Linked DNA regions of Mus musculus: region 2 is linked to region 1. The links are chromatin loops, found by intact Hi-C in ENCODE. Cell type or tissue: left cerebral cortex. All regions are shown on one strand. Each heading gives the region's core, and the rest is flanking DNA. Links, peaks and the distances in the headings are about the cores only.

Evidence for each region. Hi-C counts contacts between places; a loop is a spot of excess contacts. Peaks named below come from ENCODE experiments on the same cell type or tissue, not always from the same donor. Only the 100,000 strongest peaks of a DNase experiment are listed, where the experiment ranks them.
Region 2: a loop joins it to region 1, with 5 times the contacts of the local background. A loop is called at or near these places in 8 of 42 quality-filtered maps.

What each region holds. Positions count from the first base shown.
Region 1 is chr10:102,411,054-102,426,590 of GRCm38, forward strand. No RefSeq gene overlaps it. Among named protein-coding and RNA genes, the nearest start is that of Mgat4c, 44 kb to the left of the region's middle. In left cerebral cortex, for the core only: a CTCF peak has its summit at 7,042; a DNase peak (open chromatin) is centred at 7,024.
Region 2 is chr10:100,621,387-100,636,923 of GRCm38, forward strand. No RefSeq gene overlaps it. Among named protein-coding and RNA genes, the nearest start is that of 1700017N19Rik, 37 kb to the left of the region's middle. In left cerebral cortex, for the core only: a CTCF peak has its summit at 8,546 (motif pointing right); a DNase peak (open chromatin) is centred at 8,558; H3K4me3 peaks cover 460 bases; H3K27ac peaks cover 388 bases.

The sequences.
Region 1 (15,537 bases), core at 2,760-10,759:
TCCATTTTCCTTTATGCCACCATGTCATTTATCCATACCTTTCTGACAAGAATAATTTACCAGCATAATATGTTGACATCTTTACGGAGAAAACATCCAAATCATGTTCTTCCGCTATCATAAATGTAACACTTTATGTGGTAAAATCTTACATCATTGATTGCAATTTTTTTAAATGATTACAGCCGCCATAGTTATCACAGGTTTAGTAATTGCCTAGTAGAGTCAAAATGGTTGGTAGTGGGTTTATTCTACAGATTTTAAAATTACTAATATGATGCAATAGTTAAAATAGAAAATGTATGGTGAAACTTTATTTAACAAGTTGCACTGATCTTCAGCTGATAGTTTAAAATAATGTGCAATTAAATGAAAACTAAATTGTGCTATTATCACAAAGTGTTTGTTAATTTAATTTGGGTACCTTAATTTCAGTGAAGCATTATATATGAGAGTTAACACCTGGAACCGTATCTTTGCAAGTATACCTAGGAAAGTCATTAATAAAGATTTAATATACTCATAAAGCAGATGCCTACATGTTAAACTAATTATATTAGCTGCATTCTCTTCTATGTAATGGCTAGAGCATATCAATACCATTAATGAGGAAACTTTTTCATGAGTAACTTTCAATGTTATCATATTAGATAATATATTTAAGTAATGAGTTTTAAGGTGTATAAGAAGAGTTCTGGCCCTTATTGTTAGTTCATTCGCACATTTAATGCAAGGGCACAAAAAGATGAGTCCAACTGTGTTGGGAACAAAAAAAAAGGGGGTTCCGGGGAGGCGTGGGGAGAAGTGGGGGAAGAAAAGAGACCCAACATCTGGCCAGAGTTCCTGTGCTCTGGGCAGGCAGAGCTGCTGGCACTTTCCACACGCCCCTGGTGGGCATGCAGGGACTCTGAGTGGTCACCCTGTAGCCCTGGGGCTATAGGAGAGAGGGATAAGGGAAGAGATTCCCAACCCTGACCTGAGAGTGCACAGCGGATCTTGATGGAGCAGAGACTCTACGGTTTAAGAGCTTTATTATAGAAATGCAGGGAAAAAGACAGAAGGGAGAGAGAGGAGAGGAGAGGAGAGGAGAAGACAAAGAGAAAGGAGAGAGGAGAGAGGAGAGAAGACAAAGAGAGGGGAGAAATGGTGAGAGTGAGGGATAAGAGCGGAGAGGTAAGAGGACAAAAGAGTGAGAGAGCGAGGTGGGAGCTGAACACCCCTTTTTTGTGGTCTTCACTGTTGCTAGGTAACTGGGGAGGAGTTTAGCCTGAAGGTCAGAAGCTTGGGCCATTGCTTACATGACTACTGACCATGCTTCTCTTGTGGGGGCTGTGGGAGGTGGTAAGTTAGGCAGGGGCCAGAGTTCCAGGAGCAGGAGGGAATGCCTACCGTGACATGAAAGTGAATTATGACCATCAGGGTTCAGACCTCAGCTCAACTGGATACCAGCCTGCAATTCCCCACACAGCTGAACGTAGCTCCCTGTCTTGCAATTCCAATATGAGGATGGGCAGGGCTTTTCTCCGATAAACTGCTAATAAAATAAGTTCTTAGTGATCTCTCTTCTCACACAGTAACCTTGAAGACGTAATACAATTCCAGAGCTTCAGAAAGCACTTATAAGCTGTCAAGTCCAAGACTTCTGAATGAGTTATATCATATTATTTTATGATCAATAAAATGTATGCATAATTTTTAAGAAAGTCTTTGGAAATGGGGCATTTCAAATGAGCCAGGTCAGCATTAGATGGAAAATTCGAGAATATATGATTGTTTTGGCAAGTTTTCTTCTTTTGTTATGACTTGCTTATTCTAGACATTCCCTTAGGGTGATGTTTGTCATGACAAGCTATGAGCTGCTCCAGAGATAATAGGATGTATTTGGAAAAATAAGATGTGAGAATAATGAAATGGTAGAAAATGACAAGGGATGGAATCGCAACTAATCTGTAGCTATATATTTAATTCTCATAATTATACTCAAAATTCTACATTTCTCATGCTCATTAGTTTCATCACAAAACATTCCGTCTTACTTATTTATTCTGCTCATTCTTTGAGACAAGCAAAAGAGGGAAAGGAAGAGATGTCTCAATGTTCATGTGCAGCATTTTCATCTGAGTACAGAAAATCTTATTCGAACATTTTATGTCTTCTCTGTAATCAGACTATAAAAAGTTTGGCTGCTAAACAATGCTCACACAGTTGAGAGTCTCAAGACTGATTACTAAGTGATGGAATTAAATGATATACAGGTCACAGTTAGTAAATCTAATTAAAGCAGAACTATAATGTTAATGAAAGTCAAAAACTATTTCCCAACCTGCTCTCAATTTGCAGTCCTGGCCCTGGTTGCCCATACATTACATCAGAGTGTTTTTCTCAATTTTTCATCAGAAAGTCAGTGAAGAGATTATGCTGTTATTCTTCAAATAAATAATGAATCCTATCATATTTGACAATTCATAATGCCCAGGAAAGAATGAGGATAAAATATTTCAAGTACTTTAAATTTAGAAAATGAAGTTGCATATATCACACAATGAATATTTAAAGGTGTAACAGTCTACACAATCATTTATGGTACTTTTCAAGAATATTGAAGATATTGAAGCTAGATGTAGTGCACAGTCATACTACTCTGACTACATCATGCAAAATGATTTTTGACAATGAAATAGAGATTTCCTAGAAGCAGTAGTTGAACATGATCTTTTACTTCAAACTTATACTGGATTGTCTGTGGGGACTAATTAATGCCTAAAGCCACATGCACATGTTATCTGTACTATTATCTTTATCTTACCAATAAGAACAAAATATTTAGTGCTGCAATAAGATTCCAATTATGATTCCACTTTCTCTACAAATATTTCTGATCATAAAATGGCATGACTACACATTCTTGGTCTCATTCTGTTGCTCAATGAAGAGTTCTTTTCTTTTGTTATGATACCCACTGTCAAGTATAATGAAGTATGAACAGATAGGACAAGAATGTTTAAAAACAATAGTCCTGTAGGAAATTGGTTCTCGTTAGTTAGATGTTACTATAAAAATCAGCTTGTGATTAACTAGTGTTGTATCATGGCCACCAGAATAAGCAAAATACAGTAATTGTGAAATGCTAACAATGGAGAAAAAACTAGTGACAATTGGTTAATGCTAACAATCGTCAACCAACAACTTTCTTTGACATTAATTTCATATTGTAAAACATCAGTATGCCAATATCCACAGTATAGCTTATTGTAAGATAGAAGACTAGATACTAATTGTACAAATGTTGGTTAAAATGTAAATACACATTTGGGTAATATGAACAACTCATTAAATAATAGAAGCCATCAGTATTTTCTTTAAACATAGTTTGATAAAATAACTAAACACATGTCAAATCACTAGTATAAAATGATAAATATTGTTCTAAAATTCCTCCAACAAGAAGACAGGGAAAAACAGAGAGAATCACGAGAAAAGCTTAAAATCAGCCAGTTGGAGATGAGACCGCTCTAAGAATCAACAATACATGTATAATACAGAAACAAGGGGCAGTGTCAGACTTAGAAATGATTTTAATACTTTTTGTAAAAACAAATAAAACAAAACAAAACAAAAAACATAATGTTCTCCTACTATTTAAAGAATAAAGTAAAAGTGAATGTTATCTACCTCTAATCTGATGTAATTTCCAAGACTTGAAGTTTACAGATGCTATTTTAAAATGCCAAAACTGAGAGGAAGAGAGGAAGGAAAAAAGAGAGAGTGACATGAAGCTAAGAAGAAAAAAACAAACCATACAATTCACTAAACTTTAAATTTCATACACCTCATTTTAGAATACAAAGGAAATTTAAGTAATTTGTTTAGATGGAGATCTCTTCTTCAGGAGATTTTGCAGATTTTCTGTCTTCTACTTTGCAATTTCTACTTACAGTATCACATTGCTTTTGTTGAAACATGTAATTACAATTAAACAAAGTTATGGAAAAGGTCCTCTCTAATTCATCATATACTTAGGTGAAATTCGTGAGGTAGGATAATGATTTTAGCTGTGTTGTGTTGTGAAGTGGCTTTCAGAGACTTAAGGCCTTAATGAAAGTAATATTTATTCATCATCAACATCTAGTTTTCTTATTTAAAGCCCATGAGAACATCAAATTTCATAAGATTTTATACAATTTAATAATCTGCTAGTTAGTTTGATTCAATAATGGAGCTTAGCTGAGTTTAAAATTCACTGCATTGTATTACCCTAATCATGACTCATATATAATTAAATAATATAAGCAGGAGGTCTAGGAGGTTCAATTTAATATTGTGAATCCTCAATTTTTCTTGCTCTAAATGTAAGAATGTATTTCCCCCATGGTATATGATCAATTGTACAATCAAAATAAAATGTAATATTATACTTTATGTCTCTATGGAGATAAGATTGATCCAAAGATAATTAAATGATTTTGAGAAATGAATACATAAAAATTTGTGATGTGACTCTTGCAACTCATAGTGTATAAAAGATATTTTAGAAGTTAAAGAATTCATGATTTTTTTTTTAGAATAATGAGTGGTAAGTTACACATTTTATCATAGGTTAATGATAATCTCTTCTCTTAGAGTAATACAACCCAGGGGGAATAATTTGAGTCAAATAAAGATGATTCAATTTACAGGGGGAAAAAAAACAGCAGAAGCAAAAATCAATGGTGACTCCTATCACACCTTTTATCCCTAATCATTTAAAACTCTCATCAAAGTTTGACTAATACTACTGAGTGTGGCAATAGCCCCTGAAGGAGTTCAGTTGGTCTCTATGCTACATTTTTTTTTTTTTTTTTTTTTGGCCTGAACTCATTCATTTCAACTGGTGCAGATTTTCCTTTCTTGTTCAACTCCAGAATGAAAGAAAAATTCATGGAGTTCTTTGATATAGCAGCTATTTTTAGCTACATTTAGAATTAGCTATTTTCAGCTACATTTAGAATTAGTATTCTAGAATCACCGTCTATTTTCCTCTCCCCTCAAAGGTGATATTCATTTGACACAAAAATATCTTCTAAAATTTTTATACAACCTCAAAAATCATTATTTTCATCTATGTGCTAAGAGAGACCATGGAAATATGGAGATGAAGGCTAGGAAGATATTTCTTGTGCTCATGTCTCATTCCTAAGCCATCAAACAGATCTCAGTAGAACTATATGGATAGTCTATGATGATTGAAGAGGCATGGCCTCCTTACACAGCAAGGTGCAAGATCTTTGATCTTCACATACTTAACCATTGTTTTTCTTTCAAGATACAGATCTCCTTTATCATAGATATACTTGGTCTTGCATGTCTTTTGCAGACAAGAGGCCTTCATTTATAGATTTAAAAAATCAAAGTTAAGCAGGAATCCATCTTAGGTACTGACACTCAACCAGATAAGTTGATAATAGAAATTTTCTAGGGAAATTCAATTCTGGTGAAAATTATTTGTGAGGGGCTGTGATGAGGAAATGCACAGAAGAACAACATAACAATTTAAAAAGCCAAGAATAATGGTTAGTCGCTATGCGTGTGAGGTTGAGGCAGGAGGATCACCATGAATTTGAAGCTAGGCAGAGCTACAGTGTGATATCCTGTCTCTGACAGAAAACCAATTGTTTCTATTTTCATCTATGGCTCTGTGAAGGCTTTCACTTATTTCCTGTCATCATTGTACCAGACTGACAAACAATGATGCCCAATGTGCAGCCATTACGTGAGTCAGTTTTTATAACGGGAAGGCAATCACGGAGCAGTTTGGGGACTTATTTCAGCTGAATTTAGCCTGTTCCCATATTTCTGTAGGTTTTGTAACAAGTGACTGTGTCTTCACCACCAAGGTTATTCTTAACATAATTTGGACCACTATAAGGTAAATCAAAGGATTGTGTAGATGGGCATCATCCCTGCATCATATAAGAATTACTTTCTCCTTGCTTGTCTCCATGTATGAGGGGTGGGCAGTGTTTGAGACATGTTCTTATAATGTTTCTTGCCTGTTGTTTGGATTACATTTTACAAAATAAAAATTCAATCTGAAGTTTATAAACTGTTTTCTATAGCACAGAAACTATGACCCTCTGTTCACCCAAACTTTTCAAAATAATAAGCCCAACTGTGTTCTGTGAACCTTCTAAAACCATGAAATGAGTGTGCTCATGTTCTATCTTAATTGGTGTTTTAACAAAGTGTTTTAACAATACAAAAATTCTTCCCTTGAAGTACTGCAATATGAACACAGTACATTAGTAGTCTGCCTTATTTTAAAACAAAGAAACATCATAGATGCAGAGAAAAGATTCTGGTAGGACATATGACTCATCTAATTTTTATTTCTGCAAACACACCTTACACTCTCGGGATTCTGTCAATGTCACTGATGACATATAATTTAGTTAAAACTTGTTGCTTACATGCATGCATGACAAAAGATAGCCAACATCTTTTTTCAGAGAATATTTTATAATTCTTAGTTTACCCCAAGAAAACAGGGGGTTATATACAAATTTGTAGAAGGAAAAAAAAAAGGGTCCAACTAATTACAACTACCTCCCATTTAAATCCGTCATGTAGAGGAGTGATTAATTTTAATTAATCTACTTTTGTAAATAGATGACTTCAGCTAGCTAGTGTTTACAGTGGAGAACTATTGTTGTATCTTCTTGTGAATGGGATTTCATAACAAACAGAAGTGTTTACTGCGTATTAATAGTGACCATTCTGAGGAGGTGACAGATGTTGGCTGATTAGTAATGTGTATATATGAAACATGTGAGAACTGATGATCCTTTCGATGTTTGTTTTAGTGTGTGCCATTGTATAAATCAGACCATTACTGTATCAGAGTAAAAGTAATGGAAGTGTATAATGAGAAATAGCTACCTTTCAAAATAAATGTTTCAATAAATTAAAAGCTGATTCAAAACAATATGACTCTACTTCTACAAATCTGAATGACTGTGTTGCAAATTCTTAGATTTAGTGCACCATCTAGTGTTGAACTCCACAACCAGCAGTATGAATGTCCCAATATTTTTCTTTTCCTTGCTATTTCAAATTGAATGTTTATTGTAACTTTATCACTGCATTTATTAGTAGTTTATTTGACCAACATTCCATAATTGAAAAAATATGCTTACAAAGAAAAAGCAAAAATATGAAGTCAATAATTGCATTTCCTTTTTTACCATTTTTTTTTTGCTAGACAATAGTAAAGAAAAAGAACCCAGACTTATACAATAATATTATGTGAACAAATATATACTAAATTGAAAGTAAAATACAACACATTTGTCAATTCTATTCCCAGTACTAAAGTTTCATTTGCTGATGAGAGATATACTGTCTCCTCTGCAATTATTTCCAATAAAAGAAAAATATTAATTATTATGCAAGCTTCTGTGGAGATATGCAGAGATAACAAACTACAAAATATAAATAAAACCATTTTAAGAATAATTAATTATAGCATCTACTTTGAATAAAGAATCCTCTCCTTAACATGTACAATAATATTAAATAGTCCAAATAAACATGCCAATTAGGGGTGAGACACTCAAGGAAGGTAAGGTAATTGTATTACGGATTTACTGCTGTGAACAGACACCATAAACAAGGCAACTCTTTTAAGGACAACATTTAATTGGTGCTAGCTTATAGGTTCAGAGGTTCATTCTATTATGATCAAGATGCAAACATGATAGCATTCAGGCAGGCATGGTGCAGGAGAAGCTGAGAGTTCTACATCTTTATCTGAAGGCTGTTAGCAGAATACTGGCTTTCCGGCAGTTAGGATGAGGTTCTTAAAGCCCACACTCACAGTGACACACCTACTCCAACAAGGCCACACCTCCAAATAGTGCCACTCCCTGGGCCACGCATATACAAACCATCACATTCCACTTGCTCGCCCCCATAGACTTGTTCAAACACATGAGTCTATGGGGGCTACCTTGTCATAGCACAATCAAAAATGTACATTTAGTCCAACTTCAAAAGTCCCTATAGTCTATAGCAGTCTCAAGAATGTTGTTGTTGTTTTAAATAAGTGAACTAATTTACTTTAAAAAGAAATGTTAAAAACAAAACAAAACAAATTGTTTTAGTCTGACTGGAATTAAGTCATGCAGCCTGAATGAAGTTATATGTGTGGAAACTCACCAGCGGTGATGACATTTACAGTTTAGGAGCTTAGAGTAACATATTTTTTTCTCCAATAAATAAGGTAGAGAAGATTTAAAAAGTACAGTAATTAAAAACAAACCAATCAACCAACCAGTCAGTTCTCCCAAAGCCGAGATTTTCACAATTCTTGCCAATTTCTTAGTTTTCTAATTTTTTTTAAAGATTTATTTATTTATTATATGTAAGTACACTGTAGCTGTCCTCAGATACTTCAGAAGAGGGCATCAGATTTCGTTACGGATGGTTGTGAGCCACCATGTGGTTGCTGGGATTTGAACTCGGGACCTTCGGAAGAGCAGTCGGAGCTCTTAACCACTGAGCCATCTCGCCAGCCCAGTTTTCTAATTCTTATTATGAAATTTTCAAATAATACATGTAGGCAAGGAGAAGAGTGCAGTCCTTCGCCTCATGGCCGGTTGCTCCGATACTCTAGCATTTCCTTAATCATTGTCATGTTTGGAAACCAATCCCAAACATTGAAAGGTTTTATCAGGAAGTACTTATACTCTTACTGATCAAATTACGCAGAAATAGCGTTTAGCTTCATTGAAAGAAGGAAAAACAAATTCCCTGTAGTTATTCCCTGACTTGAGGCTATCATACATGTTTATTCGCCCCTGTTGGTCACTGCAGCTGTGGTTTGGATAATGTCCATTTAAGCCAGTGATGTACCATTTGAGTACTGTATGTGTTCTTACATATAGACTATAGAAGTGTTTTATTTTTGAAAAGAGCTAAACTATTCTGTGGTTCTCAATTTAATTTTTGAAAACTAGACTATAGTTCTAATATGTTTATATATATATATATATGCAAGGTAGAAAACTATAAAACAAAATATAGTATTCTTAGAGATTGGAAACAAAAGGAAATAAGCATCAAAGAAATGCAAATCAAGGGACTGAAATAAGTCTAGAGATTTAAATTCACAATAAATTAGACTATATTGTTAATGAATACACTCAACAATGTTAAAAGTCCAAAGTCTTGTCTGAAATTTATCTAATCCCTTAACTGTAATCTCCAAAGCAAGACAGAGAAGCAGCTGGAAACCTCCAAACATCTCCATGTCTGATGTCAAAGTGGTCTTCAGATCTCCACTCCTTTTCACCTTTGTTGGCTGTAACAAACTTCTTTCTCCAGGGCTGGTTCTGCTACCTGTTAGCTTCCCTCAACAGATAGCCCAGGGCTCTGGCACCTTTTACATCTTGAGGTTTCCAAGACAACTTCAATGTTACTGCTTCTTGTTTCAGTGTCTGGGATCCACGAATGATTTTCTGTGCTCCTTCAAAGGGCTGACATCACTTCTCCATCTCTGCTTTTTGTAACACTCTAAGTTCAGGTTGATCCACCCCACTGCTGTTTTTGGTTATCATCCCATGGTACTGTCATCTCCAATACGCTGGGGTCTTCCACTGCAAGGTTTCATTAATAGCCTCTCATAGGCTCTCTTCATGATGCCAAACCTCAACTTCTTCACATGTCCCCTTCAGTTCTGGGCCACCAACTGCAGCTGAGGCTGCACTTCACCAATGGCATTCCATGGCTTCTCACACTGCCAAGCCTCAGCTGTTCTTCATGACCCCTTAATGCCTTCAAAACTACCACCTAGGAGAGTCTTACACATTACCAAGTCCAGCTGCAGCACAAGGTACAACCTTGGCTATCTCTGGAACACAGCTTCTTTGTGCTCTCAAAAAACACTTTTCAGAAGATTTCACCTCAGTGATGCTGGTCTCTTTTTAAATTTCTTAGCTCAGCTAACCAACATCAATTATTCCAGTAATCCCTTCTATTCTGGACTCTAAATTCTGAGCTACATGGGCAAAGCCTCTTGCTAAGGTTGGAATATGGCCCCTTTGTTCTATTACATTACCATCAGCTTTCTGTTTTCCAACTTTCACTTCCTAAGCTTGGCTGTCCTGGAACTTGTTCTGTAGACTGACTTTGAACACAGAGATCTGCATACCTGTCTCCTAAACATTGGGATTAAAGGTGTGATCCACCAAACCTGAATTTAAGTTTTTCTTCACCTAGAACTTTCTATGTTCTAGGCTGGCCTTGAACTTAGAGATCTGCTTGTCTTTGCCTCCTGGGATTAAATGTTTGTACTACCATGCCTGGACCTAAACTTAGCCGGGTTGCATCTTGCCCCAAGGTGACTACTCCCTTAGTTTAATTTAATATCCTTGAACACATGATTTAGCTCCATTCCACTTCCTGGTGCCCCTTTAATTCTCCAACCATATATTTTGTATTTTTCCTTTCTCAACTTGCTCATTTTCACTAAAATGTTCTTCATAAGAATGAACTTTAAGTAACCACACAACAGAATTACACCAGGCTGTTTTGAGACTTCCTTTTTTCAAAGCAATTAATCTAAACCTCTTCACCTTAGACTCAGTCAGACTCTTAAGACAATGGCAAAAAATCAGTCACATTCTTCAGAAAAATACGACCACAAAAACAGTATCTAGGCCACATAAGGAAATGTTTTTCCAATAAAACCAGGTTGGCACAGTTCAAATCACTCAGAGGAACAAAGCCTTCCATATTCCTTCTAGGGTATTCCATTAAGTCCCACAGAAACATTCCAGTGGTTTCCTTATCCAAAGTCCCCAAATCCACGTTCTTCCAAAAAACAATAAAACAAACGAAACAAACAAAAGCATAATTAGGCCTATCACAGCAATACTCTACTCCCTGGTACCAAATTCTGCCTTAGTTAGGGTTTTACTGTTGTGAACAGACACCATGACCAAGGCAACTCTTAAAAGGAAAATATTTAATTGGCACTAGCTTATAGGTTCTGAGGTTCATTCCATTATCATCAAGGTGGAAACATGATAGCATCCAGGCAGGCATGGTGCAGGAGGAGCTGAGAGTCCTACATCTTTATCTGAAGGCTGCTAGCAGAAAACTGACTTTCAGTCAGCTAGGATAAGGGTCCTAAAGCCCACACCCACAGTGACACACCTACTCCAAGACCACACCCAGTACAACAAGGCCACACCTAATCCAACAGACCACACCTCCAAATAGTGACAGTCCCTGGAACAAGAATATACAATCCATACAGCCATGTTCACACTTCTGTTACTTGAAAGCCAGTTCTGAGTGGGTTCCATCCAGGTAGAAGTTTTACGAAACCCAGAAATTTCTCATTACATAAATGTGGATGAATTTAGGAAGGGATAGGAAACCATAAGAGAATGTAGAAAATTAAGAAAAACTGTTAAAAAGAAGTCAGTGATAAACACAAATAAAATAATATTCTTACTTAATAGGATACAATGTCCCCAAATAATTAGAGAAAATGAATTTCACATAAGTAACAACTCTACACAGTATTGAAACTATTTCCTTTGATTATATTTTTCAATAGAAAGAATAAAATTTATACTATATCTGTCATTAAATAATGAATTAATCTCAAAGAACTAAAAGGAAAGATACATTTACTGGTGAAAATGCTGTTAATGAGATGTCAAAAACAGCATTACTTATTTATCATGGTAAATATCAATAATAAATGTGATTTGAGGAAAATCTATTCTTAAAAAGTAGAAACATTTAAGTAAGTAATGCAAATACTTGACAATTATAAATGGCTATGCTTTGTATATTTAATATATGTATAAATTAATAAAGAGTAGATATAAATGGGCATTTCACATGGTTATCAAATATGCAAATATTGTTACCAAACACATTTAGTATCCTTAACACGAATAGTCTAAAATAATGATAGTGATATAAATAGATGAAATGTTTGTGAACCATAATCTTCAAATTTGCAAAACTTCAGAAAATTAATTGTTAGTTTGACTTAAAGGGGGGATACAAATTGGAAAGGAAGAAGTCAAAGTATCACTATTTGCAGATGGTATGATAGTATACATAAGTGGACCCCCAAATTCGGTCAAAGAACTCCTATAGATGATATTCAACTTCAGCAAAGTGGTAGGATATAAAATTAACTCAAACAAATCAGTAGCCTTCCTTTATACAAATGATAAAACAGGCTGAGAAAGAAATTAGGAAACCATACCTCTCACAATTCCCACAAATAGTATAAAATATCTTGGTTTAACTCTTTTTTTTTAATTAGGTATTTTCCTCGTTTACATTTTCAATGCTATCCCAAAAGTCCCCCATACCCACCCACCCCCAATCCCCTACCCACCCACGCCCACTTTTTGGCCCTGGTGTTCCCCTGTACTGGGGCATCTAAAGTTGGCAAACCCAATGGGCATCTCTTTGCACTGATGGCCGACTAGGCCATCTTTTGATGCATATGCAGCTAGAGACAAGAGCTCCGGGGTACTGGTTAGTTCATATTGTTGTTCCACCTATAGGGTTGCAGTTCCCTTTAGCTCCTTGGGTAATATCTCTAGCTCCTGCATTGGGGGCCATGTGACCCATCCAATAGCTGACTGTGATCATCTACTTCTGTATTTGCTAGGCCCCGGCATAGTCTCACAAGAGACAGCTATATCTGGGTCCTTTCAGCAAAATTTTGCTAGTGTGTGCAATGGTGTCAGCGTTTGGAAGCTGATTATGGGATGGATCCCTGCATATGGCAATCAATAGATGGTCCATCTTTTTGTCACAGCTCCAAATTTTGTCTCTGTAACTCCTTCCATGGGTGTTTTGTTCCCATTTCTAGGAAGGGGTAAAGTGTCCACACTTTGGTCTTTCTTTTTCTTGAATTTCATGTGTTTAGCAAGTTGTATCTTATATCTTGGGTATCCTAAGTTTCTGGGCTAATATCCACTTATCAGTGAGTACATATTGTGCGAGTTCCTTTGTGATTGGGTTACCTCACTCAGGATGATGCCCTCTAGGTCCATCCATTTGCCTTGGAATTTCATAAATTCATTTTTTTAATAGCTGAGTAGTACTCCATTGTGTAAATGTACCTCATTTTCTGTATCCATTCCTCTGTTGAGGGGCATCTGGGTTCTTATTCTTACCAAGCAAGTAAAACATACAAGAACTACAAATCCCTGAAAGAAGATCTTAGAAGATGGAAAGATCACCCATGCTCATAGATTGGTAGGATTTACAGTGAAAATAACTATCCTACCAAAAGCAATCTACATATTCAATGCAATCCCCATCAAAATTTCAACTCAATTCTTCACAGACTTGAAAATAGCAACTCTTACTTTATATGGAAAAACAAAACAAAACAAACAAACAACAGGATAGCCTCAGGGAGTGGGAAGAGGGGGACCCTCTAGAAAGTACCAGAACCCCGGGAGGTGAGACTCTCTCAGGACTCTTTGGGGGTGACCTTAGCCAAAATGCCCAACTCTGGGGAGTGGAAACTGGAAGAGTCCACCTCTACAGAGGCAAAGGTTTACTAAGCCACAATCAGAATTTCTGACTCAATACTGTTCCTGTCTAAAGGAACTGCAAAATTGGAGAAGAGACTGAAGGAAAGGTGGTCCAGTGACTGGTCTAACAACTTGAGACTGATCCATCTCATGCTAGGGCACCAAAGCCTGACATATTGCTTATGCTTTGATGTGCATATAGAAGTGAGCCTGGCATGGCTGTCCTCTGAGAGGTCCTACCAGCAACTGAGTGAGACAGAAGCAGATACACCCAACCATTGAACTAAAGTTGGGGAACCCTATAGTTGAATTAGCAGAAGGATTGAAGAGGCTGTAGGGGAGAGCAACCCCAAAAGATCAGCAGTCTCAACTTACTCAGACCCCAGAGAGCTTCCAGAGACTGAGCCACCAACCAGGAGCATACACAGGCCCGTCTGTGGCTCCTGGCACTAATACAGCAGAGGTCTGCCTGGTCAGGCCTCAGTGGAAGAGGCCCCAGGGAAGGGGAGACATGGTGTGTATGTGGGGAACACCCTCTTGAAGTCGAGAGGGAAGAGGAGTGGGATGAGGAACTGTCGAGAGGGAGAGAACAAGAGGGTAGCAATGACTGGAATGTAAATAAATAAAATAAAATAAAAGTAAAGAAAAATGTTACAACAAAAGGGGTGGTCTCATAATCAGTATAGTATGCTTCTGACACATCTTTAAACAAGAGAAACAAAGTCGAATAAAATGTAACTCCAAAGACCAAGAGATATTCTGTAAAATGGAGATATCCTTTAGACTGACAGTCCATCACTTGAAGCTCTTGTTTATAATTAAGAGTTTCTTTCCTCTTCCAGTCTCAATGTAAGACTATTGAGATCTGGGGTGTAGAACATTAATATGCTAGGTTACCGTTACTTACAGTAACTCTATGCATACTATAGAATTAAAATAGTAAATAGGGCCTGGAGAGATGGCTCAGCAGTTAAGAATGTTGGTTGCTCTTCCAGAGCTTCTGAGTTCAATTCCTAGCAACCACATGGTGGCTCACAAATATTCATAAGAGAATCTCATTCCCTCTCTCCTGCCTGCAGATGTATATGCAGCAGAGCATCATACATTAAATACATAATATTTAAAAAGAAAGAAAAATAGGAAGAAAGGAAGGAAGGAAGGAAGAAAGGAAGGGAGGGAGGGAGGGAGGGAGGAAGGGAGGGAGGGAGGGAGGGAGGGAGGGAGGAAGGAAGAAAGAAAGAGCCAATGCCCTCTTCTGGACTCAGAAGACACTGGATACACATGATACACAGGAATGCATTCAGGTAAACCATTTAGACACATAAAATAGTAAAGAATAAAATAGTCTCTGGCAATAAAACATGATGAAGCTTTTGTTTTCTACACCTGTCATAACCACTGATGACAATATATTGCACACAGAACCCCAGCAAATGAATTTGTTCATGCAACTGGATGTGTTACTGCTATTTCTTTAGCTTTATCTTGTAACATAAACGTTGTTCTGTTTGTCCATAGCTTTGATACATCTGGACACTGTTAGTTAATATTCAGCCTCTGCACATTTAGTGACTAGGACTGTTAGGTTAAAGAATGCTTAAAAAGGCATCTTGTTCGCATAAAAGTTACTGTTTTCTAGAGATTTCACCAAAACAAGAATATATACTCTTCAATTTAAAAGTAAGTGTTGGAATTATTATCCTAATAGCAGAAATGTATACTGTGGTAAAATTATAGAGAATTTTGTGTATTACAACATTTCCTGGAGCAAGAAAACGTTTAGATTTTTCAAAGTATTATCGTGTGTGTGTGTGTGTGTGTGTGTGTGTGTGTGTGTGTGTTGAGAGTCTTTGATGCTCCTTCTAGATATTTGGTGTTTGTCACTGGGCTTGGACAAGGAAGTGGGCTCAGATAAGAATATTAGAAACAGTGACCATGGGGCTGTGTTTAACTTCTTTGCTGACATACTGCCTTCTGT
Region 2 (15,537 bases), core at 4,689-12,688, 1.8 Mb before region 1:
AAAAATAATAAAAGACATGTAGTTTGCTCCTGGCAGAAGAAGAAATTTATGCCATTTGTGAGGTTATTAAAACAGACCATCCTAGGAAGACAGGGAGAACTCTGTGTTCCAGTTCCATCTGCTTTGAACTGCTCTCACTCCACTGTGTGTGTGTGTGTGTGTGTCTGTGTGCGTGTGTGTGTGTGTGTGTGCAGACAACTGAGTTCTTTTTGCAAATGATGCTTTATGTTCTTCACCCCAGGGAAAGCATGGCCTTCCAGCAAGTTAAGTGAGCTTAGTGGGCTGGCTGGGTAATTGCCAATAAAGTCAGTAAACCCTTGCAGCTTGCAGCCAGTAGCCCCAAGAACTACTTAAGGCTCCCAAGTTTCTCAGGTGCTAGCTAGCCATTTGACCTTGGAGGAAATACTTCATTTCTCTAAAGAATACTTTTCTAATTTGCAATATACTTTTCTGATAGGAGTGGGCTGGATCTTAGAAACAATATGTGAAACATTAAGAGTTGTGCCTTGTGGGTTTTGATAAATGGTAACTATCAATGAAATATATCTGACAGATTATCCACATTCATTTCCTGGAGCTACAGCCAGAGTTACTCCACAAGAGATCAAGCTGAACTGAAAATCCCCAAAATTTAAAAATGATAAATTTGTGTAAATACTCTAGCTATAAGTAAAATAGTTCATGGAATACAAGTAACTATACAGACAGGGAGAACATGTAGCAAGTCTAGTAACATTTTTAAATGTTAATGTTGGCCACTGAAAATGCAAGTCTCTCTTATGTTTTTCCAGCAGGCTAATGTACTTGAATATTTTAATTTTAAGTATAATAGACCTATAATTTTCACATGTAAATTTTATGTTAGACTCCAAGGATGGAATTTTTATAAGGTCAAATCCAGACCATGATGGCTAATCATTTTGATTTGACCCAGGAGGTTCGTTCTAAATGTTTGCCATCTATCGCTTTCTTCTGAGATGGCTATACTGCCCCCTACTCAAGACCAGATGAGTCTTGTCTACACCAGCCTCACCCATCCTTGCTATGTGAGGCAATACAATATTTAATAAATAATAGACCCACTCATCCCCCTCTAAACAAAAGGTGATACTTGGCAGACATCAGGAACTCCTTGAGAAGCTGAGACTGTGACGGTTGATTGACTTGGTTAGATCTTGCTGTAACTCCAGACTCTAATTACAGTTTATCTAGGAAAGTCTTTAGCCCTAGGAATAGCCATTGCTTGCTCACCCCTGTGTCAGACCTAACATCTGGGGACTAACAAATTTCTCGGACTATGTTTACAGAACCCAGTCTAATCCACCCAAAGGGTAAGATTTACCAGAGAGCATCTGAGGTGTCTAACTGAGACTTCTCTGCTCTGTTGTAACTAATTAAGGTTTCCACTAATGTGTTTGAAAAAAATGCCTTGATTCATGACTTTCTTTACTATAAAAATAATTCATGAAACTACTTAGAATTAAGAATTAAGTAAAATACGGAATGTGAGGAAAACCTAAATCTGTGTTCTCAGGGTCAAGGTCACTTGTATATCACTGTAAAATAAACTCTTTTTTCCCTTAAAAAAAAAAAAAAAGAGTTGTGCAGACTTTGGTATGCTAGTGTGACCATGTTTTTTCAGACTGATTTTAATATTGAGCCCACATGATATTAAACAGCAATTAAGTGTAAGAACTAAGGATTTATGCTGGAGCATGGATTAGAAGCAACCTCCAGATTTTAGGCAGCAGATGGTTAATTCTCACAAGCATTTTCTTGTTGTCTATGAGATTCTCTGGCCACTGCAAATGTGCACATTTGCTTTCATGCATTTTTATTATGGAAAAAATCTATTTCTAGTACTTTAGTAAAAAATATTACTAAACCATAATAAGAGAAAGATAATTCAATTGGGTATACTACTAGAAGTTAAACCATAAAACACACACTTCAGAATTCCAAATGCATTTTCATTTTTCATTTTAAAATTCTGATTTAATAATTTATACTCCGTAGCCACAGTCATGCAGCCCTAGAGAATTCTCGCCATGGGCACTGTAACTCTGCCTATAGTCAAGTAAACGGTTTTCCTGTGATTTTTCCATGAAGAAATAATTTCAAATTTGCTTCCTTGTGACACCCAGAAAAAATTCTTTTTTCCCCTCTGTTGCATAGTTGGCTAATATATTTAAAGGATATAAAATGGCCTAATATCATACTGAACAATTCTTTTTTTAAATTTTTTTAATTAGGTATTTTCCTCATTTACATTTCCAATGCTATCCCAAAAGTCCCCCATACCTTCCTCCCCCACTCCCCTCCCCACCCACTTCCACATCTTGGCCATGGCGTTCCCCTGTACTGAGGCATATAAAGTTTGCACGACCAATGGGCCTCTCTTTCCACTGAATAATTCTTAATAGGAGCAATGTTTTTCAAAAGTGTCTAGTTTAAATTAAGTAAAAAATATTTATTGGTTGGTGGTCAGGGTTAATTTTACTCATTACTGGAAGAAGCTAATTTGATTTAAATAAAGGTGTTTGTTTTTTAAGATTGGGCCTCGCTCTGTAGCCTAGACTGACCTTAAATTCATGGCAATCCTGCCTCTGCCTACTGGATTGTGGGATTATAGGTATAAAATATCACACTCAATATCACTAATGCCTTTTCATGGTTTGGCTTTTTTTGTTGTTGTTGATATTTTATGTGGAAACATTTTTGTATTAAGACAGACCTATTGGTTTTTTTAAAAATATTTTAAATTAAATTAATTAAATTATATGTATTTGAGTATATATGTGTATACATGCACTTGCCTGGCATGTTAAACATAGTAGTCAATTTCTGAAGAAGAAAAAACCCAAAAAAACAAAACAAAATGCTCGGTGGGGAAAGGTACTTCCCCTCCCCCACCCCTGATTATGCAGAGGAAAGAACATTTTAAGTAATATATATGTATTCTTAAATTTCACTCATAATAATCATCTTTTGGTATATCCCTATTTTACCTATCCATTTTAGAAGCTAGCCATAGATGAAAACTGTTCACTATCTTGCTCAAGTTAGCAGCTAATCAATGCTACCTTTGACCCTGCAGTCTCTTTCATTTGATAGACTGAGGTATTTATCTACAATCTATCTTCTGAATGCAATCTTGTCATTTCAGAATGATATCAGATCATAGAGGTCACAATTTCAGTTTGGCGCTTTGCAAATGTGCAGATACAAGATCAGAAATTAAGATAATTGTTCAAAGTCTAAGAGGAGATGGCATGGACAGTAGGTTCTCTGCAAAGTGCTATAGAGTTGCCCTCAGGACATGCCTGAGTTTACTATCATCTGTGTGTAATGGAAAGAATCATAAAGTCATTTTTAATTTCTCTGATATGCACTAGGCATCTATGAATAGATACTGATAATGTTTGTTTTTTAAACAAGCTCACATTTTGGGCTTATCATGCAAAATCATATAATTACACCTTTCATATGTTTCTGATTGTTGAGTTTGGGTGATGTATGCTCGTATGTGATGATTTGTACAATCATTTAATGTGCTATTTATAACTATTATAGTGCTATTGCTAAGTGGTGATATGAACTTTGGCAAAGAATGGCCATGTTAATAATATGACCTCATAGAGTTGGGAAGAATAAATATGATTATCCATGCAAAACTTGAAATTATACCTGCCACTTTGAAATAATTCTACATATTACAAATTTTCTTTCTATTAATATAAGTAATTTTGAAGAGATCTAAGTTAAGGGAAAATAGCATTTCAGCATTTTACAAGCTAGCTACCAGATTGTTAACTATAATGTGTTGTTCCACATTAGCATATATGGTTTTCATTGATTATGTTGAGATAGACCTTGGAGATTGTGCCTGAGAGGACATTACCAGAGAAAATCAAACTTCAAATACTCTTTGCAGACTGATTAAAACATAAGTATTTGGAGGTGGTGACACCTGTGACAAATGGTTGAAGTGTGTCACTGGAGAGTATGTTTTGAGGGACATTTTGAAATCCTAGTCCCTTTTGGTCTCCACTCTGCTTCCTGGTTGTAATGAGATGAACGTTTCTGCTGTCCCATGCATGGCTTTGCATCTGTGACAGAAAGAAAGCTCTGAAATGATGAACAAAACAAATGCTTCCTCTTTTATGTTGTTTCTGTCAGGTGTTTGGTCACAGTGACAGTGAAACCAACACAATAGTATGTGACAGAGATGTCTGTGTGAGTGAGATGCTAAAAAAAAAAGTTCTAACATTGTTAAAACAGTAAAGTAAGTGTTTTTCAGGCACGACACCTCCAGGAGGGACAGGAACTCCTGTGACCCTGTGACTGGCCTTTACAATGCAGGAGAAAAACTGGGATGAACTGTTATCACAGCAGGGAAAAGTAGAGACTTAAAGCTGTAGATCAGGTCTCTCTGAGAAAAGGGTCCAGAGAACCACACACTTGTAATTCGGTCAAGGCAGGAATCCTTGGGAACATTTGCTTCCCAAATTACACCTTTCCCCAAATTACCAGTTGAGAAGTTTAAGTTCACGCAGTAAAATGAGTTTCATCAATTCTACACTTCTATTGTTCGTCTCTATTGCTACCCGACATCACCTCACTTCCTAATTAGAAATTGTTTTCTCTCCTACTTGGACAGCAATATTGTATCATAGGAACTACATTTACTTATTAGTCTGTCCTCTGAAATATCATTTAGGAGATTCTTCTGAAGAATGACAGGGATTGGACAGTCACTGGCAGCAGTAGATGTGATCGATTGATGTATATGGTCATTCTCAGGGACCTACAGAAAACCCAGTATTGCCTCCATTTTTATTTACTTCTCTGGAAGGAAGAACTCACATTGTATGCAGCCCTAGGTGGCCTGAATATCTCAGCGTAGAGTAGGCAGCCCTTGAATTTGCCAGGGATTATTTTGCTTTTGGCTCCCAAGCAAGTTCTGAGATTATAGGTGTAGACTGCCACATCTGGTTGATGTTTTCCATTTTACTCCATTTCTAAGTTTCAGAACAAATACCTTTAAAAAATCCACTCACTTATTTTAGTTTCTAGTATGCACTGCTACTGAGTCTCCCACAAGCCATTACCCCACATCCCTCTATAAGTAGTTGCATCCGTGTGCATGTTCTCTCAGTTGATTCTGCCTGTCCCTTATCCCACACAACCCTTCCATGCCCAGGCCCAGCTGGGTCCTACTCATTTACACACTTTCTTGGTGAGTCCTTCGTGTCCCAGTCCCTGGAGTCAGCTGAGAGTGATGATAGTGTGCCTTCTCAGTTACCACAAGATTGGATCACTCAGTCTCCAATAATAACTCAACACAGAACATTTGAAGGGGCTGATCTATACACTCTTTTGATTGGATCTGAAACTTTGGAGAACATGAAAAACAGAACCAAACTTTTTAAAAGGCAGACCAGAATTTCCTATGAGACATACAACCAATGAAACAAATGCACATACCCAGGGCTCATTGCAAAAATACAAACAGTATGGTCTTCTGAAAGTACTATAGAAAAGTTCACAAGATGAGAATTGCTTAGAAGGACTCCTAGGCACATAATTTAAGAGAACAATGGAAAAAGGGATCCATTAGTTGAGGCAGCTTTAAAAGGGCAAGAATGAAAACCTGGATGAACTGAAATAGGCAAAGAAGAAATTCTTGGTTAAAGATTAAGAAAACACAAGTGTACAGCTGATTGAAACAACAAAGACAATCCATGATTTGAACAATAAATTCAGTAAAGAGAGAAAAATGCTAAGAAAACTCAAGCTGAAATGAAGAGGGACTTGAAAATTTTAACAAATGAATTAGAAAACTCGGGGAAAGAGCTTTCCAGAGGTATATGTCAAGTAGAAGATGGATTATCAGGATTTAAAGATACAGAAAAAGAGTTAGAGCACCCACAGGATATGACAAAAACAAAAAGGGATATGGAGGAATTTGTGATACCACAATACAAAGACAAAAATCTATGAATTCCAGGCCTAGAAGAAGGATTCCAGGCCAACTGGGTACCAACTTCCGTGTTAGTCACATTTCTGTGGTGATAAACACCATGTCTGAGTCAACTTATCAAAGAAAGAAGGCATAGTATGGTTAGAAATTGTCCGTTTAGTGGAGAAGGATGGAACATTAAGTGGGGGAGAGGAGAGATGGGGCAGCTTGCTGTTTGATGTAAGATGTGGAACTTACTCATAGAGTGTCAGTTTGAACAAAGCCTTGTGAAGAAATCGGGCTGGCTGACCATGCTTTCTCGCCTCCTTGTATACTTAGGGCACACCAAGGGTCAGCACAATAAGGAGGATACTTCAGATACACGCACTGAAGGAACAAACACACTTGCATTGTCAAAGAAAAACTTCTGTGAACAAAGATAGAGGAGTAAACAATGCTTTATATGTAACATGACACGGAGGCTAAGCTCAACTCCCCAAAGGGCTGGTGATGTGAAGAGCTGGGATGAGGGATTGCTGAACCATCTGCTCCTGCTATTGGCTTCACTGAAAAACAAAACATGTGATAAAATGGAAACCGCTGTATTCTCCCCACCTTGGGCACTGTTACAACTGCAGAAGAGAAAGTTAGGCTCGGGGCTGCGGGGGGGGGGGGTGCTGGAGAGATGGCTCAGGGGTTAAGAGCACTGACTGCTCTTCCGAAGGTCCTGAATTCAGATCTCAGTAACCACATGGTGGCTCACAACCATCCATAATGAGATCTGATTCCCTCTTCTGGTGTGTCTGAAGTCAGCTACAGGGTACTTATATATAATAAATAAATCTTGGAGCTGGGTTGCGCAGGGGCCAGAACAAGAAGAAAAAAGAAAAGAAAAGAAAGTCTCTCCCTGTCTTAGAAGGTAAGAGAAGTGTGGTGTAGTTTCCCTTGAAGATTACATCTAGTAGATTGTCCCTGAATTGAAAATCAGGTGCAGAGGTATTGCTAAAATCTAAAAGGGGCATTTACAATGACAACTTTCCTAAGATAAGTGCTCTAAGAAAACTGAGGTTAGGAGTGGCGAAGGGGGAGCAGTTAAAAAAATCTCCTTACAATTTAGAGATGCTCCTGGGAATGTTAAGGCCTTTGGGGGTATTGTCTTTGAGTGAAGGGGGGTATGGTAGGTAGGCATGAACTGTGTGGTGAGCTCCAGAAGTTAGTCTTGCCCTGGGAGAGGAGGGAAGGCATTTGAAATGTTTGTGAGGAGGAATGGTGTATTGTCCATTTATTTCTGAGGAACTGCCGAGGCTCGTGCACTCTAAGTGGGAGAGGAGCTGTGGCCTCAGGGAAACCAGCTGAAGGCTTAACACTACAAACCAGAGATTGGGTGTGTAGGTCAAGAGGTCAATTGTGTGACACATTAAGAAAAGGTTGAGTTCTGATGCATTTAACAGCATAGTCCACAGACTTTCCCATAGAATTATTGAGGAAGAAAGACTTCAAGGTTAATTTGAACAAAGGGGAGAGTAGAATTTGAACTCAAAGAAATTCTAAAAAAAAAAAAAACCTAAAAATCAACCTATAGAAGCAAAGCAATAACAAAGCTCAATGCAGTAGTACATATTTGTAATTCTAGTGGGTTGGAGACAAGTGGATGCTTAGGGCTTACTGGTCAACCTAGCCTACACCATGGTTCCAAGCCAGGGTGAGGCCCTGGCTCAAGAATGTGAATAGTTCCTGAGGAAAAATATTTGAAGTTGATTCATATATGCACAGGAACACATACATACACAAACACACAGGACAATGAGGGAAGGAAGAGAGAGAGAGAGAGAGAGAGAGAGAGAGACAGAGACAGAGACAGAGACAGAGACAGAGACAGAGACAGAGACAGAGAGACAGAGAAAGAGATCAAAGGGAATGGCAATTGAAAATATCAGTGAATGTATCTTACAAAAATTTTTTAAAAATGTATTCATAGCCTACAAAGTTATCAACACACACTGTTATTTACTACTTAAAGTGTAATTATTTATTTCTGAATATAGACCTTATAACAGCCATACTTTAGTAACAACAGAACCAAATCCTCAAATAGAGCTTGAAAATAAGATTGAAATGGGAAAGGCAAAAACTACAGTTGGTGACCAAAACAGAGTTGCTTCCTTCCTTCCAACAACAACAGAGGAGAGAGACTCCAAAGGAAGAAATCGATCTAGCCTATGGGTTTCCTGACAGGCATAACCACAAAAGACCCTTTCAGACTCACTAACTTACAGAGAGGCCTCCACAATGCTCTATGCCACAACTTTGCCCATAACTATCTGCTCAACCTCAGACTCTTTTCCAGTAAAGTCATGATGACCAGGATTATTGTTTCAAAACATTTGATGGAATTCTTATTTGTGCCAAAAAAAAAATCTCCCTCTTTGCTTCTTTGAGCGCAGCTATGGCTTACAACAACACGAATATTCTCATTGCAATGCTGTTCCTAAGTCAATCCCATCATTCGAGGAGTCACAACTTTCATTTAAGTTGTCATAAATTGAAGGAAAATAACCGCCTCGTGATCGCTAGAGGGCAGCACGGTCACAGAAACGGATCGTAAATCTAGCCCGCCTTCCCAATAAGACATTTTGTTTGGACACATTTATTTCTACCTCGCTGATGCTAGCAGTAGGAGCCTTCAGAAATGAAAGTAAACAAAGCATAACCTTTTCATCGAAGAGACTTTATAGGAAGAAAAACGATATTTCGTTTTCATAAGGATTTGGAGGAGCTATAATGTAGCTTGGGGGCGTCTATACTATTTGAAAATAAAAGCATAAAGAAGGATAGAGCAGGGAACACCCCAAGGCATATTTTCCTCTTGATGCCTGGGCTGAAATCACGCTAGCAGCAATGAATTGCGTGATGTTAGAGAAGAGAGCAGCCTAGGTCGCCTCCGTTCAAATTTGGTATTCCTCTCCAGGGCTAGGCTACAGCTTTGGTATATGTTCCTTTTCCAAAAGAAGATGACATGGTTGCCCTGTGGCCTTACTAAAACCGGCAAGTCATAAATGCTTGAGATGGGGTGAGAATCTCTTTCCATCAGGGAATAGAGGAGGATGCAGGAAACAAAATCAGAAAAGAAATTGGGTCAGGCAGAGAGAGAGAGAGAGAGAGAGAGAGAGAGAGAGAGAGAGAGAGAGAGAGAGAGAGAGAGAGAGAGAGAGGCAGAGTCAGAGTCCAGAACAGAAGCAGGGCTAATAAACGTATGGAAATGTCAAAGGAGGAGTACCTATATTTACAGCAAGAACAAAAAGGGCACAAGATTGTGCAAAACTGGGATTGTATTTTGTTATTTGAAAACATAAATAAAATATACGAGAGGTGACAACCCATTTTGGGCATGAAGGATGCTGTTCAGTGGAGATTTTGAGTTATTATATGATAAATCAATTAAGGAGTGTGTAAGGGTAAGAAAGAGGCACTGAGAGACCGTGTGCCATTTCAAGATCATCCTCTGTTCAACAGTTGACTATAAATACATTAATTCAAGAAATCCTTTTTGATGATGGTATTTACAAACATGATTCTCACAAAATGTCCTTGTTACATTAACAACATACCACACCATCAGGGGTATAGAGAAGGCTATAGATACACTTTTATTGCCTTTTAATTTGAGATTATAAGAAAATTATATCATTTGCTCCTCCCTTTTCTCCCTCCAAATTCTTTCCCAATAGTGCCTGGAATACCAGAGCACATGAGCTCATAATAAAATCTTAATTCTTCTTACTTTTTTCCTTTCTTTTATTCGTGTGAAACGTTATTAGGCTTCTATTACACAGCCAAATTCTGTGGACTAGAAATTGAATAGCTGGTCAAAACCAAATGGTCCCTGCTCTTTGGAAGTTTGGGAGGTATATGAAATTCACAAATTGTATAACATCACACTGTGATGACTTGTCAATCCTTGGCCCAGGGAGTGGCACTATTAGGAGATGTGGCCTTCTTGGAGTAGGTGTGTCACTGTGTGTGGTGGGGCGGGCTTTAATACCCTCATACTAGCTGCCTGGATGTGATGAGTATTCTGCTAGCAGCCTTCACATGAAGTAGAACTTTGTTATGGAAAGTGATTTGAATTTTGTGGACCTGGCATAAGAGGTTTCAGTAGAGAGTTTCAATATGTGTCTCTAGACAGTTTTTGAGGTATTTTGGTGAAGAATGTGGCTGCTTTTTGCTCTTGTCTGAAGAGTATGTCTGAGGCTAAGGTGAAGAGACTCAGATTAATTGCATTGACAAAGGAAGTCACAGAAATGCCCATCATAGACTTTGTTCTCTGGTTAAGTTTCATGAAGAGCATTTTAAACAAACTGAGAAAGGAAAAATATAAAAAATATATTTCGAGTATTAAAGGGGCCCCAAGAAGTGAAATGGAGCTGAATCCTGAGTTTAAGGAGATAACAAATTAAGGGAGTGGAACTTTGGGGCAAGATCCTACCCAGTTAAATTTGGATCCAGGCATGGCGGTACACACCTTTAATCTCAGGAGACAGGAATGTAGATCTCTGAGTTCAAGGTTAATCTACAGAGCAAAATCAAGGACAGCTAAGCACAATCAAGGACAGCCAAACTTAGGCAGTGAAAGAGTTGGAAAAGAGGAAGCTAGTGATAATGTAATTGAACAAGGGAGCTATGTTCCACCTCCTGCTAGCAGTAGAACTCAGGCAGCTTTGGCTATGTGTCTCTGGCTTTATAGTTAAGGGGAGAAGGAGACTACTGGGACAGTTGGTGCTAGTTAGCTGGAGCTAAGAAATTAGTGGTGACAGCCTCCAAACGCTGACACCATTGCATACACTAGCAAGATTTTGCTGAAAGGACCCTGATAGAGCTGTCTCTTGTGAGGCTATGCTGGGGCCTAGCAAACATACAAGTGGATGCTCACAGTTAGCTATTGGATGGATCACAGGGCCCCCAATGGAGGAGCTAGAGAAAGTACCCAAGGAGCTAAAGGGGTCTGCAACCCTATTGGTGGAACAACATTATGAACTAACTAGTACCCCAGAGCTCGTGTCTCTAGCTGCATATGTATCAGAAGTTGGCCTAGTCAGCCATCAGTGGAAAGAGAGGCCCATTGGACTTGCAAACTTTATATGCCTCAGTATTGGGGAACGCCAGGGCCCAGAAGTGGGAGTGGTGCGGGGAGGGGACTGGGGGGGGGAGTGTGTGTGGGACTTTTGGGATAGCACTGGAAATGAAATTAAGAAATACCTAGAGAGAGAGAGAGAGAGAGAGAGAGAGAGAGAGAGAGAGAGAGAGATATGAACCAGTGAGTTTGTTGGGATTGTTTACTGTTTACAGACTCTTTTCTTTTCTTTTTTCTTTTCTTTTCTTTTCTTTTCTTTTCTTTTCTTTTCTTTTCTTTTCTTTTCTTTTCTTTTCTTTTCTTTTCTTTTCTCTTCTCTTCTCTTCTCTTCTCTTCTCTTCTCTTCTCTTCTCTTTTCTTCTTTCTTTCTTTCTTTCTTTCTTTCTTTCTTTCTTTCTTTCTTTCTTTCTTTCTTTCTTTCTTTCTTTCTTTCTGTTTTAGATTTATTTATTTCCTCTTATTTGCATGACTGTTTAGTCTGTACTTATGCATTTGCACCACTTGCATGCCCAGTGCCTGCAGATGTCAGAAGAGGCCACTGGATCTCCTGGCATTGGAGTTATGGATGGTTGTAAGCCACCATGTGGGTGCTGGAAACACACCCCTGAGACTCTTCAAGAACAGTCAGTTCTTTTAATCACTGAGCCATTTCTCCAGCTCCGACTAGTGGCTTCTCCTCCTCCTCCTCCTCCTCCTCCTCCTCCTCCTTCTTCTTCGTCTTCAAATTGGATGTTTTATTTGTTTACATTTCAAATATTATCCCCTTTCCGGGTTTGCCCTCTGCAAGCCCCCTATCCCATCCCTCCTTAGCCTGCTTCTTTGAGGGTGCTCTTCCACCCACTCACCCACTCCTGCCTCACCATCCTAGCATTCCTCTACTTCACAGGACCAAGGGCCTCTCCTTCCATTGATACCAGAGAAGGCCCCTTTAGCTCCTTCAGTCCTTCTGCTAACTCCTCCATTGGGGTCCTGGTACTCAGTCAGATCTGCATCTGTATTGGTCAGTATCTGGCAGAGCCACTCAGGAGACAGCTATATCAGGTTTCTGTCAGCAAGCACTTCTTGGCATCAGCAACAGTGCCTGGTTTACAAACTCTTTTTTATTTTTTTAAACTCTTTTTTTTAATTTATTTTTTTAAAATTAGGTATTTTCTTCCTTTACATTTCAAATGCTATCCCAAAATCCCCCCCCGACCCTCCCCCCGAAAGAATGTTGGTGACTCAAAGGTAGGTACATCATCAAAAGGCATCACGGGTGATGATGGGCGACTGTACTGGCTAATTTTGTGTCAACTTGACACAAGCTGGAGTTATCACGGAGAAAGGAGCTTCAGTTGGGGAAATGCCTCCATGAGATCCAGCTGTAAGGCATTTTCTCAATTAGTGATCAAGGGGGAAAGGCCCCTTGTGGGTGGGACCATCTCTGGACTGGTAGTCTTGGTTCTATAAAGAGAGCAGGCTGAGCAAGGCAGGGGAAGCAAGCCAGTAAAGAACATCCCTTCATGGCTTCTGCATCAGCTCCTGCTTTCTGACCTGCTTGAGTTCTAGTCCTGATTTCCTTCAGTGATGAACAGCAGTATGGAAATGTAAGCTGAATAAACCCTTTCTTCTCCAACTTGCTTCTTGGTCATGATGTTTGTGCAGGAATAGAAAGCCTAACTAAGACAGGTGACTAAGGAAAGCCACACCCTTGGAGATGTGCAACCTACATGCTGGAGTGTCTCCTCTCCACACAACTGTTTGTTTTTTTTTTTTTGTTTTTTTTTTTTTTTGCTTGTAGTTGTTTGTATGTGAAACCTGATAGTTACAGGATTTTGAACACTTGGTACCCAGCGCTTATTAGTGTTTGTAGGTTTAGATGGTGCAAAGATTGGAAGGGTGTCACTATGGGTAGACTTTGAGATAAAAAGCCTTGCACCACACCTACTTGTCTCTTTCCCTGCTTTATACATAATGTCCAAGACGTAAGCTCTCAGCTTTCTACTTCTGTTGCCGTGTGTTTGATGCTGCATCTTCCCGGATGACGAACTCTTAAGCCTTGGAACTGTAAGCTCAAATACATTATTTTTGTTTTTGTTTTGTTTTTTTGTTTGTTTTTTTTTCTGAAATTTGTTTTGAATCTTGGGGTTTTAATCACAGAAACCTAATGGATACATTGCTTTTATTCTCTTTGAAGCTCTATGAATCCTTTAAATCTTGGGGATGAGGGGTGGGGTGGGGTGCGGAGGGGCAGTGTTTCAGACCTTGTAAGTTTTATTCATTTCCCTGTTCTTAATGACTTCAGTTTGGAGGAAATATTTATGTCTGTTTTATGATACTGTGGTGTGAGGAGGGAGGGAAGTCCTCAGTGGCCCTGCCAAGGTGTTCTTCCTGAGGAGAACTCATGGCTGCATGGACAGGCCTAGGATAAAAGGAAGGTTGGAGGAAGGGAGCAAGAACAGGTACCTGGAAAGGAGTATAGACAGAGGAAAGGGGCAGGGAAGGACAGAAAGAGATAGGAGAGAGAGAGAGGAAGAGGGGAAGAGGACAGACATCTGAAGACATTTGGGAAGAGAGAGAGAGGGAGAGAGTAGATGTGGAGGACACACGCACACACACACACACATACACCACACACAACACACACAGACAACACACTACATATACTACACACACATACACACCACCACACCCCACACACAATACACCACATCCCCCTGACACACACACACACACACACACACACACACACACACACACGCACGCACGCACGCACGCACGCACGCGCACACACACACTCACAAACAGCCCTTAAATGTGAGCCAGGCTCCTTCCTGGCTGTTGCTAGGTAACTGTTGGGTAGAGGCTAGAGGAATTCCTAATAAGTCACACAACAAGGTCCTAGGAAATTTTCCACACCAATGTAGAAGCTTTTAGTCTTTACCATTTGATAGTTCTTTCACTTTTAACAATGAAAAATGACTCTTGTATTGGTTAATGTTTAGCATTTCCATTTTTAAACTTATGCAATGTATGGGTCTGTATGTAGGTTTATGAATATGAGTCCAGTGTCCATGGAGGCCAGAGGAGGGAATCAGATCCTATGAAGTAGGGGGTAGGGGTTGTTGTCACCTACCAGTGAAGATGGTGGCAAGCAAACCCAGGTCTACAAGAGCAATGTGTGCTCTGAACCACAGAGCCAACTCTCTAGTTCCTACCAATTGAATAGAATTAAATGCCAACTTGTCACAATCTAGAAAAACCTGAGGATAGAGCATCAACTGAAGATGTATTGAAGTCAAGTTGCCCTTGGGTATGTCTGTAGGCATTGGCCTGGCTGTTAACTGACATAGGGAGTCCTAGCCCACTGCATGCAGCCCTAGTTGATAGGCTCTTCCCTTATCTAGGTAGGGCAAGAGAAAGCTAGATGAAGCAGAAATAGAAGCAGGCAGCAGGTGTGGGTTCATCCCTCTCCACTCCTGAGCCTGAGTACCTGCGTGGGTTCCTGCTTTGCTTTTTCCTCAGTGATGGAACTGCAATTGTAAGCCAAATAAGCTCTTTCCCCTCAAACCAACTACTCTTAGTCAGGGCATTTGTCACAGGACCAGAAATGGAACTTAACTAGGAGAGTCACTGTTGTTACTATATTGTTTCCACTGGAGGACTCATTTTTACCTGTTATGACAAAGGGGGAAAAAAAAACAGTAGTGAGAAATGTTCTTTTAAAGCTTTTTGTCTTTCTGTTTAGAATTTATGCCTGCTACTTGGTAGATTCCATCTTTTTGTTTAGAGAAAGGGAAGAAAAAAAATCTCATTGCCTCTAAGTGCCCTGAGCATTTAAAAAGAGGTTGTTCTCAAATCTTATCGCCACTAATCAGTCAATTTATAAAAGACCAAGCTAGACACTTGGAAGGACAAAGAATACACCTCCAGTTTGGATGCAGCTGCCAGGTAATACAGGTGGACTATGAACATTGCTATATCTATTTTTGCCAAAGACAGGTAGAGGTTAGATGATGCTTACCCCTGTCAGCCTCTTAAACAAATTGAAGGCCAAGTCAGCAGAGGGTTAAGTCAGTGAAGGGAACATTTGGCCAAGCCTTAATAGTGTCTTGCACAGAAGTAAAAGAAACTTGTCGAAACCCTTTGCCTGACCTCTCTAATGGTTTCATTATTTGTCTTATAACTCGAGAAAAACGTTCAATCCATCTTTAGGGCCCATGGCAAAGTCTTTTAGCTGCCCTTGGAAATCCATTCTCCCCTTTTCCCCAACATAAAGCTAAACTACATTTAATAGCTTCTTTATAGTTAGGTAAGGGCATGTGACCATGCTCTAGGCCATCACCAGAGTGATGGATGTACTTCTAGGGCTGGCACATAAAGTATGCTAAGCTGCTCTGTCATGTTTCCTTTTCTTTTATGGCTGTACAGGATCATAGTCTCCAGATGAAGTGGAAGAACACAT